Regions from separate parts of the Homo sapiens genome. Here region 1 is linked to region 2. A link is a contact called in ENCODE Hi-C or POLR2A ChIA-PET data. All regions are on one chromosome and are shown on one strand. Each heading gives the region's core, a stretch centred on a gene start or an enhancer-like site at or near the end of the contact. The rest is flanking DNA. Distances are from core to core; before and after follow the strand shown.

Evidence for each region. Hi-C counts contacts between places; a loop is a spot of excess contacts on that map. ChIA-PET counts read pairs that join two places held with the same protein, here RNA polymerase II (POLR2A). Pooled maps may share reads with other maps.
Region 1: a map of HCT116 shows a loop between it and region 2 (4-fold over the local background). The contact joins two enhancer-like sites. A Hi-C loop is called at or near these places in 6 of 168 maps with a recorded cell type or tissue (Caco-2, Calu3, HCT116 and 3 more) and 7 of 50 pooled maps. POLR2A ChIA-PET finds 5 or more read pairs at or near these places in 2 of 52 experiments (HCT116 and activated T-cell).

Annotation. Positions count from the first base shown.
Region 1 is chr4:11,545,965-11,550,465 of GRCh38, reverse strand. The region is part of intron 1 of LOC107986178 (a long non-coding RNA gene); the gene reads right to left. Among named protein-coding and RNA genes, the nearest start is that of HS3ST1, 120 kb to the right of the region's middle. Within about 2 kb of position 1,490, at least 5 of the 41 ENCODE cell types and tissues checked have a DNase peak (open chromatin) inside an H3K27ac peak, as active enhancers do; they include HCT116 and PC-9, where a contact is called at or near this core.
Region 2 is chr4:11,502,230-11,507,328 of GRCh38, reverse strand. No RefSeq gene overlaps it. Among named protein-coding and RNA genes, the nearest start is that of HS3ST1, 76 kb to the right of the region's middle. RefSeq lists an enhancer at 1,206-2,405. Within about 2 kb of position 2,149, at least 4 of the 41 ENCODE cell types and tissues checked have a DNase peak (open chromatin) inside an H3K27ac peak, as active enhancers do; they include HCT116 and PC-9, where a contact is called at or near this core.

The DNA.
Region 1 (4,501 bases), core at 241-2,740, 44 kb before region 2:
AAGAAGAAATTATTTGGTAAAACATGTTGGGAAATGAATGAACCTTGGAAAGATTATGCTAAGTAAAAGCAGTCACAAAAGACTCGAATATTATATTATTCCATTTCTGTGGAATTGAATTCCACAGAATGGCAAATTCTGTGGCATCTATTATTCCAGAATTGGCAAATCAATAGAGACAGAAAATAGATTAGTGGTTACCTAAGGATGAGTGGGAGGAGAAAGTGGGAGATGATTGTTAATGGATATGAGATTTATTTTACAGGGGAAAAGTGTCTTATAATTTATACAGATGTTCCTCGACTTATGATCGAGTTACATTGCAATAAATCCATCATAAGTCAAAAGCACATTTAATACCCTGACAAACCCATCATAAAGTTGAAAAATGATCAGTGGAACAATCCTAAGTTGAGGACTGTCTGTATTGTGGTAATTGTTGTGTAGCCCTGTACATATTCTAAAATATGTTGAATAATACACTTTAAATAAGTTAATTGTATCCTATGCAAATTATATTTCAGTAAAACTGTTAATAAGAAGTTGTAGTTAGTGACTACCATGGATCATAGATCATAATGAAAAATGGCAGATAAGCAGTCCACTCTCACAACAACAGTAGATTAGGACAGTTTAGTCATTTGTATACTTTATAATAAACCAAATACAAGTTCAGCAGACTTCTAACATCTTGCACACTCTTTCATCCCCAAGCTGGATTTACTACAAATGTCACTCTCCTCATGGGGTATTTAGAGTCTTGTCATTGCAGAGGTATTTGTTTCTTCCCATTTTGCCTCAGAACTATCCTTTACAAACACAAAGCATGACACCATATGTAGAGCTGTTCACATTCCCTACTAGGTGGGAATCAATCATGCCATATGTAGTTTTGTTTCACTTGTATCCACCAATAACAGCAGCTTCTCAGCAAATGCTTGTGAAAAGAACAGGTAAATAAAGTCCTCCATCAGTGGTTGAAAATTTGTGTCCAATCAGCTACCATTAGACAGAAAACATACTTTGTTTCATGTACACAGATGTTGACTAAAGTAAACTGGTTGCCAACATTTAAATATTGGGCATTTCCACATAAAAACCCACATTTCTAGGCTCTTGAAAATTTGAAGAAAATTTGACTTCTGGTCCCACATGAGAGCAGTCAACTGAATAATTACTGTATCCTAATTTGCCACGAACTCCACCATTCTTGTCTATACATTCATGCATTTTCATTTACTTATAACATTTACATTTGCTTCCTGGTCTATGCACACATTTGATATTATGTGATTTCTGTGTTAACCTGTAACACATTATATAGCTTTCAATGAAAAAATAATTTTATTTTTGTTCTCTTGAAATTGCCTTAGAACTAAGACTGCCATTAGAATGGCCCCAGAGCTTCCAGAGGACATGTAAGTGAAACAAGTGGATGAGTCATCAGAACCTCTGTGCCTGTCATTCACTCCAGTATCGGTGTTTCAAGGTGCACCTTCCAGCAAGAACCTTCTGAGTCACTGCTTAGAAAGTCTGTGGTTACCAAATTATTTAGTAAATAATTTATGTTATTTTTCTCACATTAGTAAAATTACCATAATTTTGTTTTCCCTTTCTGTTTATTAATATCTCTGGGTTCTGCTTGGAAGTCCAGAAAACTTTTTCAGGAAGCAGGCTGCCTCTGAGGCCATTCTCCTTCCTGTCATGTTCAGAAATTCCTGTTCTTCAAGTGGACTCATTTCCTTTCTGCCATTGCAGCTGTTACTCAACCACCTTGGATGCAGAAAGATAAGAAGGGTGACCCCACCTTCTTGTCACCACTTAAGGGTTCAAGTACTATGTGTACACCAATGGCTTCAAACTGTGCATTTTTATCTCAACCTCTCCCCCCAGCATCCAAGGCACACATCCAGTGTCTACGTTTAATCTTAATTTTGATATCCCATGGGCATCTCAAATTTGAGGTTTTGACACCATTACCCACTCCACACGCATAGTCCTCCTACTGTAGCCTTTCCAAACTCAGACTGGCAACTCCATTCCAGCCTAAGCAACTTCCAGCTGCCTTAGAGGCACAAAACTCTGCAGTCTCCTATGACTCCTCTCTTGCTCTCACTCCTGACATCTTGCTCACAAGCAAATTCTATTGGCTCCTTCAAAATGTATCTGAATCTCCCACCTCCACTCCCAACTCCTGGTCCATGCCAGCCTCTTCTCTTAACACTGCAAGAGGCTCCACACTGTCTTTCTGCTTCTGGTCTGCTCCCACATCCCTTTCAGTGTATTCTCAAAACACCCATCTGAGTAATTCTCATGAAATATGTCCCATCTCACTCCTCATGTGCTAGCTTCTCCATTTACCCCAGACTGCAAGCCAACAACCTTGCAGCGGCCTCAAGGCCAGAGATGATCCAGACATACATCCTCTCTCCAGACTTTTCCCTGTTCTATTCCCCGCCTTCCACTCTGCTGAGTGGAGTTCCTGATAACTATGCAATGTTCTTTTCTCAGATGTCTGCATGACTAGTTCTATGTCTCTTTATTCAAATTTTACTTTCTCTATTAGGGTTCCATAGCCACCTCTTCAAAATTATTCCCCCAGTACTTCTGATTCTCCTTACCTAATTTATTTATCAGCTTGGCATTTATCACCATCTTTATATTTTGTACTATATATTATATACATACTATATATACACACATACATATTTGTATACTTATATAATTTTACATAAATTTATAAAACTATATAGAAACATTTACATTTTTACTTATAAACAAATTACATATAAAAGCATATATTTTATGTATTTTACTTGTTCATATATTTTATCAGATTCACTATATTTTGCTTATTCAATGAGTGTAAATTCATTGTCTATCTCACTCGCCAGAATATGTAAGCTCTCTGAGGACAGGTATTTGTATTGGTTGTGTTTCCAGCTGAATTTCCAAGGCTGAGGACAGATCTGGCACTAAGAAGGCTCTCAAGAAATTGAATGAGCCACTTCAGCCACATCCCATTGGCTAGAACCCTGTTGCAGGGACCGTAATCTAACTGCGGGGTACCCTGGGAAGTGCAGAGGGACAGAGACAGGTGCTGAGCTCCAGCCATCTCTGTCATATCCAGGACATGAGAATAATCAGTGCTGGTCCAGCCCCTTCTCCCAACTTACCACCCATACTGCATGACCAGTGCTATGCTGCCACATCCCACTTGCATTCTAGATCATTCCTTTCAGTAACTTGTACTTTTCCGCCTTTCATTTTCACCTATCTGGGAGGCTCTCTAAGGCTGGGCTTGCATTTGTCATTTTTGTTCCTAACTCAAGCCACCTTCCAGTCAGGGGAGATGTGGTGCTGGTAACAAAATCCTGAGGAGACAGCCTTTCTCCTCCCTCTATTGTGAGGGAAAGTACCACTTCCTTCTTTAAATAAAGGCAAATTCATTTATTATTAGAAATTTGGCAGCTTTCCAGCCAGCCACTCACACACACACACTCTCACACACACACACACACACACACAAACAAAACAAAACAAAAAACCTTTGCAATGCTCCATGTGCTTTATCCCACCTCAAGACTTCCTCAAGCTTGAAACTACCTTGATCCACATCCTGCCTTTAAAATAATAGATTTCCATGAGACACACTGAACTAGAAATTCACCAGTGGGGCAGAGTACAGGCAATAAGAGGCCAGACACTCCAAAAATTAGAAAGAATTTCCATACAAAGAGATGAAAGGAGAAAAAATATACATTTTCTGGACACATTTATTACATCCCAGTAATTCCAAGTTCCAATAGAGTAAAAACCTCACCCTTATGTCATCTACAGAGCCTAACACAGTGCCTGACTCACAGGAGAAGCATCGTATTTACTTGCTGAATGATTGAGATGAATGCTGGTCTCTGTGCTTGGTTCCCTATCTATACATTTAGAATCTGATTCATCTGTGAAGTTTATTATCATTCTATTCTTCCAATAAGAAAACAAGAATTCCCAGAGGCAGAAAAACTGGCCCAGTATTGAACAGGGAGTAAGGAATAGAGCTGTGAATGGGATCAGATCTTTCTGGAGCCAATTTTCTTACTTTTTTCGACGACGTTCCACTGTCTAGTAAGTTAGAGTGAGCTCATGGCCAATGCCTACAAAAAGCTTTGCCTGGAGACAGCCAGCACAGAGCGATCAGCGGCATTTGGAATGCATTGCTCTGAACTGATACAATGAGTTAATTAGAGTCAGTAGGGCCCGCTGATGCTTTCACACAAAGTATGTAAGGAGAGGCCTGGAGATCCTCTGCCTGTTCTCTTAGAAAAAGAGAAGTAGAGACCTACATGGATGTCTCTTATACAGCCACAGCCACAGATCTATATGTGCTTATCTATAGGGAGATTGATAATTATTATGCTGATCATTGTAGTCAGCTCTGATCTCCCACTTAGTGCCGGCCGGCCATTATGAATTCAGTCTTTTGTCTCACTTAGTCCTCATAGAG
Region 2 (5,099 bases), core at 900-3,399:
ATAATATGATAATGATTATAATAAAAACAACAGCAGTAAACACAACAATCATTGGAATTAGTATAGTTTTTTAGCCTCAATTATGTAAACAATTAAGTGTTCATTCATCAGCAAATCCTTAATGCACAGTTACTGTTCACCAGAGAAACTGAGCAGCTTTGTGTACCATTCTTTTCTGTGAATATCCTAATCTCTGAACCACTTTCTTCCCTCTTACCTGTAAAATGGGAATAATAACCTCCACCTCATTGAGAGTGATGGGGCTACTATTCAAAGAAAAAAAAATTATTGAAGGAACCATCCCCTAGCTAAGTAAATGTTTGCCTCTGACTCCTTTAATTCAAGTACCATGGCATAGTTATTCATAAAAGTCAGTATGTTTATGCATTCTTTCACTCAACAAATATTTATAATATGCATAATATATGTCAAGTACAGAATACAGGCAAAATACATAGTTAATGTAATACAACAAAAAAAGGCAGTGAAAACAAATTTACAAAGGTGAGAGGATGAATAGCTATGGAGGGGATTGTGTGACTTTAAGCAGGATGATCAGGGAAGTCTTTCTTCTGGGGTTGACATTGGAGCAAATAGGTGAAGCTGGTGAAAGCACGGACTATGCAGGTGCACAGACAGAGTTTCACATGGGGAGAGGAGTGTGTGTGCATGGGCTGCGGTGGGAGTGGGGACCAAGAAACAGCAGGAGGACCGGTGTTGCTAGAGCTGGTGAAGCAGAAGGAAGGGAGCAAGAGAAGTCAGAGGCAGAGTCATCAGTGATGTGGACCATGGCAAGAGGCTGGTGATTTACTGGGATCCTATTTCCAGTGTGATGGAAACTGTTGACATGTTCCATTGAAGGTCGGTTAATAAAGATCGATCATTAAGTCAGAGCTAGTGTTTCAGTGAATACCGCATGCTAAGACAGCATGAATATACACCTTGTGCCAAAAGTTACTTGCTGAAGCAAACCAGACTAGCCATGACCAGGTTGAGAGACCATGACAGCACAGTGGAAGACTCCACATCCAAGGGAGTACCTTCGAAATGGTACTCCCTTGTGTACCATTGTGAGGGAGTACCTCACAATGTGGCAGATAGGAGGCCCTAGCTTGCAGACCTATCCAAGATCCATGATGGGACATGAGGAATTATGTGATCAGTGCCAATGAATCCTGTGGAGATTTCTTTCCAGCCAATTGCCTTGAATGACAGGATCTCAAACTCAATTGAATGCTCTGGGCCAGGCTAGGGTTTCATAGACACAATTTCATTCAAATCTCACAATAGCCCCATGGGGTGGAATTTCCATTTCACACTTTGCCTGTGAGGAGTCTGAGATGGGAGATGGTAAGTGATTTGCCAAGTTCACAGCTAGAAAGCATTGCTTCCCAGACATGGAAGCCCACCTTCTCCCTACACAGCCCCTGCGTATTTGTGAGCCTGTAGACACTTCCTCTTTGTCCCTTTCATCTTGCAGCAATAAAACCTGCCAAAGGATGACTTAATGCCAATAATAACCACCTCCCCACTGCAGGGGCCTCTGCAGTTTACCTAGCTCCTTCATACTCATTTTCTTATGCCCTCTGTGAGCCAGTTCACACCCTCCCTGCCTTTTATTTTCACAGGCATGGCAGGTACAGGATGTGATAAATACTCTGAACAAGGAAACATTTAGCCTAAGCCAACTATTATCGGCAGCATCTATGACGAATGACTTAATATAACCCTGAAAAGCACAATGTGATGACTAATTTGTGGTTAAAGGTAGTTGGAAATTTACTTTGTAAAAAATTACATGGAAGTAACCTGATTAACTTTGAAAGAGAGAGCAAAAAAAAAAAAGGGGGGGGGCAACAAAATACACAAATAATGATTTACTCCTCCTTGCAGAGGTAGCAATAAAGATAAGAATTACAACCCCAAGACCAAGAGACGGAATGAACATGTTTCATTTTGCATACTGGATGAAGAACATGGATCAGAGCAGGAAATGTTTAAGTAAGAAAGCTCTGGGGCTCCATGGACTCAAGCAGACCGTTTGTTTTAGATGGGAAAGGAATCTTTGGCTATCTAGTCTCTTCAGTTACCTGATGAAGAAACTGAGGCATACACACAGGATCTTATTTGGAGTCCATTGAGTCAAGGCCTTCTCCTTGGCAGGGAGGAAAACGCAGCATGTTTCTAGAGAAGGATGCAAACTCTGAGGTCCTGATGGCCTGAGCTTGCTGGCTTCGTCTGGGCGACTTGGGACAAATCACCTAACCTCTTTGAGACTGAAATGTTTTATATGAAGACCATGAATGACAATACAAACTTCCTAGTGTTGTAAGAGTTAAGCAGCTTATTGCACCTAAAATACCCAGCAAAATACCTGGCATACAGTAGGTTCACCAAAGAATGTTCATTCCTTTCTTCCTCTGCCTAGTTACTGTCTTTCCCCATGGAAGTCATGAAAGCTGTATCAAGCCTTTCTTAGTTCTCTAACTCCACACCCCTCACAAAAAAAAAAAAAGAAAAAAAATTGACATTAACCTCATTTTTCATTTCCTAGACTGCTGTAGCAAACTATCACAAACTTGGGGGCTTAAAACAGTGGAAATGTTTTGTCTCACAGTTCTGGACGCCAGAAGTTTGAAATCAAGGTGTCATTAGGGTTGGTTTCTTCTGGAAGCTCCAAGGGAGAATCTGTTCGATGCCTCACTCCTAGCTTCTGGTGGCTGTGGGCAATCTTGGCATTCTCTGGCTTGTCAATGCATCACTACAACCTCCACCTCCCTCACGTGAACTTCTCCTCTGTGTCTGTATGTCTATGTCTCAAATCCCCTCTCCTTTCTTTTGTAAGGATACCAGCTACTGGATTTACAGCGTATCCTAAATCCAGGAAATCTAAATCCTGAGCTTTCTAAATTAATCCCATCTACAAAAACACTATTTCCTTTCTTTTTTTCTCCCTCTTCTTCTTATTTTTCTTTTTCAGATGGAGTCTCACACTCTGATGCCCAGGCTAGACTGCAGTGGCACAATCTTGGCTCACTCCAACCTCCACCTCCCAGGTTCAAGCAATTCTTCTGCCTCAGCCTCCCAAGTAGCTGGGACTACAAGTGGGCACCACCATGCCTGGCTCATTTCTGTATTTTTAGTAGAGACAGGGTTTCACCATATTGGCCAGGCTGGTCTCGAACTCCTGACCTTGTCATCTGCCCACCTCTGCCTCCCAAGGTACTAGGATTACAGGCGTGAGCCACCACATCCGGCCCCAAAACACTATTTCTTTTTTTTTTAATTTTATTTTTTTATTATTTTATTTATTTTATTTTATTTATTATACTTTAAGTTCTAGGGTACATGTGCACAACGTGCAGGTTTGTTACATATGTATACATGTGCCATGTTGGTGTGCTACACCCATTAACTCGTCATTTACATTAGGTATATCTTCTACTGCAATCCCTCCCCCCTCCCCCACCCCACAACAGGCCCCGGTGTGTGATGTTCCCCTTGCTGTGTCCAAGTGTTCTCATTGTTCAATTCCCACCTATGAGTGAGAACATGCCAAAACACTATTTCTAAGTAAGTTCACATTTACAGGTACCAGGGGTTAGGACTTAGACAGATCTTTTGGGGGAAGGGACACAATACAACCTACTAAAGAGAGCAAACAACTTGTGTCTCTTGGGGACCCTCTGATTTCTCATACCTAGTACAGTGCTTGTAACCTAACAAGTTTTCATTAAATGCATGTGGAAAACATGAACACTGTCACTTTAAGACTTCCCGTCTGTGATCCTACATTCCTGCCAGATGGCCCCTCTAACCCTGAGAGCCTCAGCTTTCCCAACCGCCTGAGCATCCCACTGTCTGTACCATCACTGAAGCTCCACAGGAAGCCAGGCCCCTGGAAGGCACAGCTCAGCAGGACTGTGTGACTGTCCCCTGACAAGCTGCATGGCAAGGTGCCTACATGCTGTTCAGAAAAGCAGAGCAGGCCTTGTTTCTGCTGAGCTCCATGGAGACAAATGTCAGTGACATTGCTGCCTGCTTTGGTGACCTTCCTTACCACAGGGACATTGGACATAGTACATTTGTGTTTACAAACGCCTCTGCCTCTCTACACCCTAACTTTGCTTATGAGTGTTCCTACTATCCTGAATTTTTTTTCCTCCCCTTCCTATGGCATTTTTATCCCAACTATCAAATTTATCCCACTTTAAATATCTTCCTTAGCAATAACTTCCCAAATAGCCCAATCTACTTTCTACCTGAATATATACTTTCATAAAGTTCATATTTATTCTTTAAAAGATTTAACACAATAGTAAATAATGATGAGTTTAATTACTTGTATAATGCCCTGCTTCCTGAACTATCTTTAAGTTACATGAGAGCAGATCTTTGTCCATTGTATAAATAGAATGCATCTCCAATGCCTGGAGCTAGAAGGTGCGGAACATGTGGAAGCGACCACTTGAATCTGCTTGCCACACTTTTTGTCTTAGCCTTTAGTCCTCTCATTCACACTTCAACTTTCCAATTCCCCCTTCACTCACTGTAAAGTGTATTCATGATCTATATTATCGTACACAACAAGCTTGGTTTCCCAATATCCAGTTCATCATCAAGTCCTATTCATGGAGCTATCAAATACCCATTGGCTTCATCCTTCCACACTGGTAGGTGGATTCCTACCTGTATTTGTTTGGTACAGCTGCCATAACAAAGATAAGTGGCTTTAACAACATAACTTGGCCCTAACAAAGATGGTGCCTTTAACAACATAACTTGTTTTCTGGAGGCTAGAAGTCTGAGGTCAAGGTGTAGGCAGGTTTGCTTTCTTCTGAGGCCCTTCTCCTTGGCTTCTAGATAGATGTATTATCTCTGTGTCTTTATAATGTCTTCCATCTGTGTATATCCATGTCCTAATCTGATCTTCTCACAAGGAAATCAGCCATATTAGATTAGGGAGCATGCTAATGACCTCATTTTAACTTAATTACCTCTTTAGAGGCACGATCTCCAAATACAGTCACATTCTGTAGTACTACAGGCTAGGACTCAAGATACAAATCTGGGTGGGTGACAAATTCATCCCGTTAGAT